Regions from separate parts of the Homo sapiens genome. Here regions 2 and 3 are each linked to region 1. The links are chromatin contacts, found by Hi-C or POLR2A ChIA-PET in ENCODE. All regions are on one chromosome and are shown on one strand. The core of a region is the stretch at or near the end of the contact, and the rest is flanking DNA. Distances in the headings are between cores, read along the strand shown. Region 1 has its middle 97 kb from the start of PHLDA1-AS1. Region 2 overlaps LOC105369844 (a long non-coding RNA gene). Region 3 has its middle 74 kb from the start of NAP1L1.

Region 1 (2,757 bases), core at 106-2,605:
AATATAGACTGATGATGGGAGATTAACACTTTCATAGCACCATCAGTTCCTATTTTCCTACAACCACATTCATTGCTATTTACCTATTTTTATCAGCCATTTTTGACCCTTCAGACCCAGAAAAGATTGGCAACTAAAATAAGCTATGCAAAAGAAAAATCCAAAGAATACTTTTTCCTCCTAAATTAGCAGACCCAACATATCTAAATATTAAACACCACCTAAAAACAAGGCAGTATTCAATAAAAATCTCTGCATTTCTTCCCACACTATCTACCCAGCAGGATGATACAAAAAATTATAAAGAAATAGAGTCCAAAATACAACGCTTGCATAAGTTTTAAAAGCATTGCTTGATATGCAAAGATACTAAAAAACAAAAGAAAAAATGTGCTATATTAAATGACAAGCAAAAACTTGATCGCTGTATGTTAATTATGTGTTATTCCAAAGAAATACAGGAAGAAAGGCTATAGCTGAAAGATCAAGAGTTGGCAGAATTGTTTATTGCTAAATTCTCTGTGAAGCAGCCTTATAAATGAGCCTTTCAGTAAATTCATTAACTAGCTGGTCTCAGTCTTAAACTGTCTGGCAAGGAATTGTGCTTATTGGCTAATAAGGCTAGCAACACCCTAAATGTGTTTGCTCATATACATTAATTCACTCAAAAAGTAATTAACGGGTCTAAAAGACTCAGTTCTGGGAGTCCTACTGACGTATGTGGTATAGCCATCCCATATTTTCCATGTTAACAAACTCTTTTCCATTGCATCTGGCTGAAGGCATCGCCTATCCTGGTGTTTATGACTCATGTAGTAGGGCCAAGACTGTTGCTCAAACAAGTTCTGATGGTTGAAACATTAGCCAGCAAGCCCCTTGGCCTCCCAGAAGCTCTAAGATGTCTTACTGTACCTCTTTCTCTGAATATCCTAAAATGCTGCTAACACTCGTCCCCCTGAACTATTATTGCTTTAACTGTATTTAAGGATGTTGCCTACAATTAGCTTTGAATATAGCAGTTTAGAGAGCAATATAAAAATGGTGTAAATGGTCAGTGAATGCATGAATGATCAATACATCAGAAAAGTGAAAAAAAAAAAAACTGGAACTGGTTAAAAGTTTTCAAAATAATTATTTCATAGGAACATTAATGAATACTTCATCTGGTCTCATGAAAAAGGAGTCAAGATCAAACAAAAGGAGTGTCTAATTATTAAACAACTATTTTTCTATGTTAGTGGAAACAAATCAAACTCTCAAACAATATGAAAACTATTTGTATACCTTTGGGAATATATATAAAAAAAATATGTGATGGATTCAGCTATGAAACAATGCTTTGTCTAACTGCCTGGTTACATGGTGCCTGAATAGAGGGTGAGGATGAGGAAAGAGATGACAAATCCACAGGAAATGATGAAAGAAATTCAGCCCAGGATTTGAAAATTACAATAAGTAATCTGCAATGCAGATAATCTACATAAAGAGTAAAGACAAATCACTGAAAACAGGCTGCATGCGGTGGCTCAAGCCTGTAATCCCAGCATTTTGGGAGGCCGAGGGGGGCAGATCACCTGAGGTCAGGAGTGCAAGACCAGCTTGGCCAACATGGAGTAACCCCATCTCTATTAAAATACAAAAATTAGCCGAGCATGATGATGGGTGCCTGTAATCCCAGCTACTCAGGAGGCTGAGACAGGAGAATCACTTGAACCCAGGAGATGGTAGCTGCAGTGAGCCGAGATCACACCACTGCACTCCAGCCTGGGGGGCTGAGCAAGACTCCATCTCAAAAAAAAAAAAAAAAAAAAAAAAAAAGAAAAGAAATTACTGAAAACAGCTAACTTCAAATTCAGCAAACTAAGTCAGATTCCGCTATGGCAAAGAGTTTGCCAAAAGTTATACTTTTGACCACAGTATTAGAATAGGAAGGAAGTAATACTGAAGACAAAATTCACTAAAATATTTTGGTTTCAGTTGGAACAAAAACATTCTCCTTTAAGGAACTGGTATTGTGGAGACTTGATGATATTCTAGGAAATGAAATGAGATAATGTTTTCGAAATAGCCCCACGATAATGTCAATGAGTAATTTCAGTTCTTATCACCATATGATGTGGTTAGTGAGCAGTACTGATACGGAGGGGAAAAAAAAGGTGTCAGAATGTTAAAAAAAAAAAAAAAAAAAAAAAGCCTCCCTCTCTCAGGAAAACAGCAATCAACAGCTACTGCTGCTGGACAAAAACCTAACACTTCTCAGTCATGGGGGAAAAATGTCTGAAAATGAGTTTCACTGTTTCTCAGCAAATGTTGGCTTAAATATCTTGGCTGTGCCCATCAGAATACCTATGCCCAGCTTCATAATCATAAAGAAAACAGGATTCCAGGTCATTTGTGCTACAAGAGACTCAAAAGGTCATTTGGCCCATGTCCAAATTGACACTAACTTTTCTCTATTACACAGCACACAAACTGCAGAGTCAGATCTATGGAACCAGGTCTTTCTCCTCTTCCTTGATCTATTTCTCTTCTTCTTTTAAAAATAACATAGATTGGCCAGGCATGGTGGCTCATGCCTGTAATCCCAGCACTTTGGGAGGCCAAGGCAGGTGGATCGCCTGAGGTCAGAAGTTCGACCCCAGTCTGGCCAACATAGTGAAACCCCATCTCTACTAAAAATACAAAAATTAGCGAGGCATGGTGGTGCATGCCTGTAATCCCAGCTACCGGGGGGCTGAGGCAGGAGTATTGCTTGAA
Region 2 (2,718 bases), core at 142-2,641, 170 kb before region 1:
AAATGACAGACTATTACATAGATAAAATAATTCTTATAAAATTATAATAATGTAGAAGACATTATATTAAAAGAAATAAGTTGGACACTAAACTGCATATATAGTTTGGTACATTTGTGTAGAAGTATGCAAATCTTTTACCTAGAGGAGAAAAAGTCTAGAAGGAAATATATCAAAATGTTACAACTGTGATTTTCTTTACAAAGTTGAAACTATGATAAATTTTCTTTTGAAAAAATGTCCCTGAATGTTCGAATTTTTAAATGATAAGAATACATCATATGCAAATTAATTTCTCTTTCTCTCTCTCACTTTCTTTCTATCAAGGTTCTTTAAGGTATTGCTGATCCTGTCCCAATGGGATTGGACATCAGCCAGATTTCTGATTTTGCAACATCCAGTCAGAATCAAACTTTCTATATTCACATTAGCCATGTCTTGATTTATACCTTCTTTCCAACCTCTGATCAATGGTCTTATTTCCCAGCTCACTGTTCACTTTCACTTTTCTAACTTAGTATTGAGCTGGGCTGACCATCAATTTTCTGACATCTTTCATGTAGCTCTGCATCAGCTCTCTTGTTCCCCAAGGACAGCCCTAATGTGCATGGCCTTTCAGGGATTTAGTGGCGCAAAGATGCTCTAAGTTTTAATTCTATGATGGGGGTTAATTATAGTTCCCTTTGTTTCCATTAGAGGGATTGGTATATTGCACAGAGCTACAGCTAGATTAGTTTTACCTTAGCGTAGTGTAGTGGTTTAAAGCTTGGACTTAGATTCAAGTAGACATGAGTTTGAGTCCTGGTACTACCGCTTAATTGTTACATGACCTTAAGCAAGTTATTTTTTTTAACTTAGTTCCTCTTCTGAAAAATATAAACTAATACCCGCCTTAAAACTTTTACTGATCAAATGAGATGATCCATGTAAAACTCTTCATGCCTAGCATTTAAAAAGTATTCCATCAGTGTTCTCATTATCATTATCTACTTGTACGGCATCATCCCTTCACCACTTCTCACTTCAAATGTAATATTCTAATAGAAAGTACAACAACCAATCATTTTACATTAATTATATTGCAGTTCTTTGTCTTTTTTGTCCCCTGCCAAGCCAACAATTTTACCTAAGAATGTTCTTCAAGAAACACTGCTCTTAATTCTTCCATGCAATAGATTCCTTTAAGCAAGTATAGGATTCAACAGAGTCCTAAAAAGAGGTTAGGAATATGCATTGAGTCATGTCCCTGTAGAGCTGGAAAGCGGAGCAACCAGTGCTGAAAGAGAGTGCAAAAGCTGCCTTAAGAATTTGGAGCCAGAGTCTTTGAGAACTTCTCAAGCATAGGAATCAAAGAAAAAGACCATGGAAACCTTCAAAGTCACATGTGGGATACTAGGAGTATGAATCATAAAAAGTAAAAATAGTGCCTTTGGTTTGCCCTAGCTTGATGACTTTGCTTTAGCTCACTAGCTGACTCAATGAAAACCATCAGTCAATTCTGTTGTTTTGCATTTTGAGAATATGATAATTGACTGACTGTTTCACTTTGGCCATCTTGTGAGTAAGCAGTATACCCCACCTTGATTATCACAGAGTAGCTGCCTGAATTACATGGTAAAAATATGCACATTCACCTTCAATGTCTTAGCTGGAAATGCCTCCTCTTTGTGTCCTAGAAAGACCCTGTCCCTTTCATTTTTTTTTTTTTTTTTTTTTCTGCAGGAAATCTGGACCATCTGCTGGGGAGAAATCTGTTTCTTTGCAGGATAAAATGCTCCCTACAAATGTAAAAGCTTTTATATCCCAGGACTGTTATTCAAAGCACCTTTAAGCTCAGCTTCTTACAGCGCCGTCTGAAAAAATACAAAACAACAGCTATGTCTTTCAAGTAAAATCAATGGTTTCCTCACAAACTAGACTATGTGTCATACAACATAAAATGCAATTATATTTTGGATCAGACTGAGCAGTAACAGGACTAGGGTAACAATGTTATCAGCATTTACCTTGTTAAATTCATATCCGAGGACAGAGGCTTGCTCATTTCACATGATATCTTACCTGATTAACTGCAAGCAAATGGATATGGTTTCTGTTCTGCCTTTCTGCCCCAGAAAGGGGCCAAAATATACATAGGCTTAGAAAAAGGCAGGTGTTTCTCCACACAATTGGATCTGACTTGAACATTTTGCACAGAAAAACCGCGAAGACTCTGGGTGACATATTCTATGCTTAACTATGTGTTTAACATTTATAGGTCATTTAGTCCTCATCTGTATTATAATTTTGCTGTGTGCCACAAATGCAAAATGAGTTTTAGTGCTTTTTGATATATGACTACAGTTTATTACATTTCCATAAAGCTGTCCAATATTTACTAGGGTTTTATACCTATATTAAATGATTTTCTTCAACCGCCAAGGAGATGATATTGCCATAGTAACAGTGTAATTTTCTAAACCCCATTTTCAGGTGTCTTTGGTTTCATCCAAGTGGTACATTTTCCATTTAACGTAGCAGTACATAAAGTCATTAACGTGACAGTTGAGTACCTTTATGTCTGTGCTAAGAACACTGACGGAAACATTACCTTTGGGTCATATGAAACAATTATTGGAAAAAGCTGCAGGAGATAGTAAACAGCTTAGGAAATTCAAATTTTCTCCTTATAAGCAAATGACAAAGAAAGAACACCTTGAAAGTTCACCTTGCCTACTG
Region 3 (2,700 bases), core at 103-2,602, 220 kb after region 1:
TTTGGATTAAAGTGCTCTATGCATCAAATCCCAGTGGGTTTTAAAATTATACTGAATCTAGGCCAGGCACAGTGGCTCATGTTTGTAATCCCAGCACTTAAGGAGGCCGAAGTGAGAGAATTGGTTGAGGCCAGGAATTCGAGACAAGTCTGGGCAACAAAGTGAGATCCCATCTCTACAAAAAATTAAAAAATTAGCCAGACTGGTGGGCTCCCTTAGCCTCAGCTACTTGGGAGGCTGAGGTGGGAGATTGCTTGAACCTGAGAGGCGGAGGCTGCAGTGAGCCAAGATCACATCACTGCACTCCAGCCTGGGTGACAGAGCGAGACTCCACCACACACACACACACACACACACAAAATCAGCAAACTTTGAGTAAAGCAGATTCCCCCTCCATTCCCTCTATTATGTCAGTGGGCCTCATCCAATCAGTGGAAAGGCCTTAGTAGAAAAAGACTGCGGTCTCTCGAGGAAGAAGGGAATCTGCTGCTAGACTGCATTCGGACTCGCAACTGCAACAACTCTTTCCTAGGTCTCCAGCCTGTCAGCCTACCCTGCAGATTTTGGATTTTCTAGCCTCCACAATTGTGTGAGCCAATTTCTTAAAATAGATCTCTCTCCATCTCTTTCTCTCTCTCTCTCTCTTTCTCTCTCTCTATATATATAAAATATGAGGAACCTAATAAAAATATATTCTATATATAGTTAAGGAACTTGTTCATTAAATACATGTATTATATACTAGAGAGAGATTTATTTTAATGAATTGGCTCACACAATTATGGAGAAACCAACATGATGTGTGTGTGTGTGTGTATATTTATATATAGGTTTTAGGTTGTGTACTATATATATCATATATAGTATGTGTATATATATATAATGTGTATATATTATATATACTATGTTGTGTATACATACTCTATGTAATATATACCATATATATGTGTCATGTAAACATGGATTCTCTTTTTCTCCCAACACAACCTCAGGAGGTAGATATGAGGAAACTGTGGTTCACAGAGGTTAAGGAGCTTGTCCAAGTGTACATAGCTAGCAAGAGGTAGATGCAAAATTGTAAGAACCACGCTGTCTCCATAACGCATGTGAAGACTCTTAGTTTATGCCCAGAAGAGGGAAGCTGCTCAATATTAATTCTCTTCCGTTTTCCTCTTCCACTGCCTTTTGTCTGATTACTCAGCTGTTTCTGCTAATGTCAGAGCCAGTGAAAGCCACGAAGTGTCGTACCATTCAATTTATAGCTCTCGTGCCATCAGGAATCTGCTCCAAGGTGATTCATGCTGTGACATTCTAGCCAGAAACTGAATCTGAAAGCAGCAACTAACTGTTCCACCACAGGATCTTGGGTTGCCTCAGTTTTCACGCCTACTAGTGGTCAGTTATGGGAGTGTGGTGACCCACTGAACACAGCCGCAGTCTACACTGCTGAATTCATACCCAGAGCCAACCACAGGCCTGTGCGTTGGAATGCACACCTCATTGTCTCCACTTTCATGGTGTAATTTAGAAGTGAGAAGGGAGAGTGGGTAGTGGTCTGAACCTTCCTTTCTGGCTTGGTGCTGCTCAGAGAGCAAGCTGTCTTTCTCATTTGGTAGTCTTGGTTTGGAAGCCGTAAGTGAAACAAGAACCATCCACTCTCTGTTTCTTCTCTCTTCTCCTTTGAAACCACGAAAGAGATCTGTTCCATTAGCACAAAGAATGCATTTATGCATTTTAAGTGGTTCTTTGGCAAACCAGAGGGCTGTTCTATGACAGGCTACAGACATTGTCTGTAGCTATTCATCAGATTGATAGGTGTCCTTATAATATCGATATCCCCAAATGTAACTTCATCTCCTTGTAAATTCATCGCAGTGGGGATGCTAATGTTGGCACCAAGCTATTCTATAATTTTAAGGGAAGAGGTTTTGAGAGTCCTCTGCAGTTGGCATAACACATGTTATATCCATGCTTGGATTTTGATATACTGAAATAATTTAAAATTTGAGATAATTCTACAAAGACTGGTTTATTTCAAGTTGATTACTTCCCGACTTCCAGTATGTAACATAGGCACCATTATCTTTTTAATTAAGCTGTTGCTGTAAAGCATATTTTAAAAAGGCCATTTAAAACTTTAAGACTGTATTATACATTTTTATGGTCTGATGCAATGAACAATGTTTGGCATCTGTTATATTGTATCTACAAACACAGTGTATAGCATGGGACAAAGTTACAAACATTGGAGCTTTAACTCCTTTCCCGTCTCCTGTCCCTCCATTCTTCCTAAATGATACCAAATTCTTTTCTGGTCCACAAACACGTCATTCTCTTTCATGTCTTGCATGTGCTGTCTCCTTGGTCTACAACGATCCTTCCATCCTTCATCCCCCTCCTCCTACTACACTTCACAAATTGCTGTTCACCCTTTGACACTCAGATTAAATGTCACCTCCCTCAGGAAGCCTCTTATGATTTCCTATGCTACTTCCTTGGAGCTTAATATCTATTTCCTATAATTTTCCAAAGGCATATAAATTCAAATAAAGTTATCCCTAAACTGTCTGCCAAGCAATCTTAGAAGACATGTAGAGAGCTTGAATGAAATCTGTGCTTCCAAGAAGGAAGCATGTGATGAGCATAGACAGTTCTATTCAAAGCCTTGAGGACAAAACAATATCCTCCAGGATTCTGCTT

Evidence for each region. Hi-C counts contacts between places; a loop is a spot of excess contacts on that map. ChIA-PET counts read pairs that join two places held with the same protein, here RNA polymerase II (POLR2A). Pooled maps may share reads with other maps.
Region 2: a loop to region 1 is called in a pooled map, with 3 times the contacts of the local background. The contact joins two enhancer-like sites. A Hi-C loop is called at or near these places in 2 of 168 maps with a recorded cell type or tissue (Calu3 and chondrocyte), 1 of 37 single-sample maps with no recorded cell type and 6 of 50 pooled maps. POLR2A ChIA-PET finds 5 or more read pairs at or near these places in 3 of 52 experiments (HepG2, T-cell and WTC11).
Region 3: a loop to region 1 is called in a map of CD14-positive monocyte, with 7 times the contacts of the local background. The contact joins two enhancer-like sites. A Hi-C loop is called at or near these places in 1 of 168 maps with a recorded cell type or tissue (CD14-positive monocyte), 20 of 37 single-sample maps with no recorded cell type and 12 of 50 pooled maps. POLR2A ChIA-PET finds 5 or more read pairs at or near these places in 1 of 52 experiments (activated CD4-positive, alpha-beta T cell).

The regions. Positions count from the first base shown.
Region 1 is chr12:75,932,541-75,935,297 of GRCh38, forward strand. No RefSeq gene overlaps it. Among named protein-coding and RNA genes, the nearest start is that of PHLDA1-AS1, 97 kb to the right of the region's middle. Within about 2 kb of position 1,356, at least 5 of the 41 ENCODE cell types and tissues checked have a DNase peak (open chromatin) inside an H3K27ac peak, as active enhancers do.
Region 2 is chr12:75,758,665-75,761,382 of GRCh38, forward strand. The region is part of intron 1 of LOC105369844 (a long non-coding RNA gene); the gene reads right to left. Among named protein-coding and RNA genes, the nearest start is that of KRR1, 250 kb to the left of the region's middle. Within about 2 kb of position 1,392, at least 6 of the 41 ENCODE cell types and tissues checked have a DNase peak (open chromatin) inside an H3K27ac peak, as active enhancers do.
Region 3 is chr12:76,157,524-76,160,223 of GRCh38, forward strand. No RefSeq gene overlaps it. Among named protein-coding and RNA genes, the nearest start is that of NAP1L1, 74 kb to the left of the region's middle. Within about 2 kb of position 1,353, at least 10 of the 41 ENCODE cell types and tissues checked have a DNase peak (open chromatin) inside an H3K27ac peak, as active enhancers do.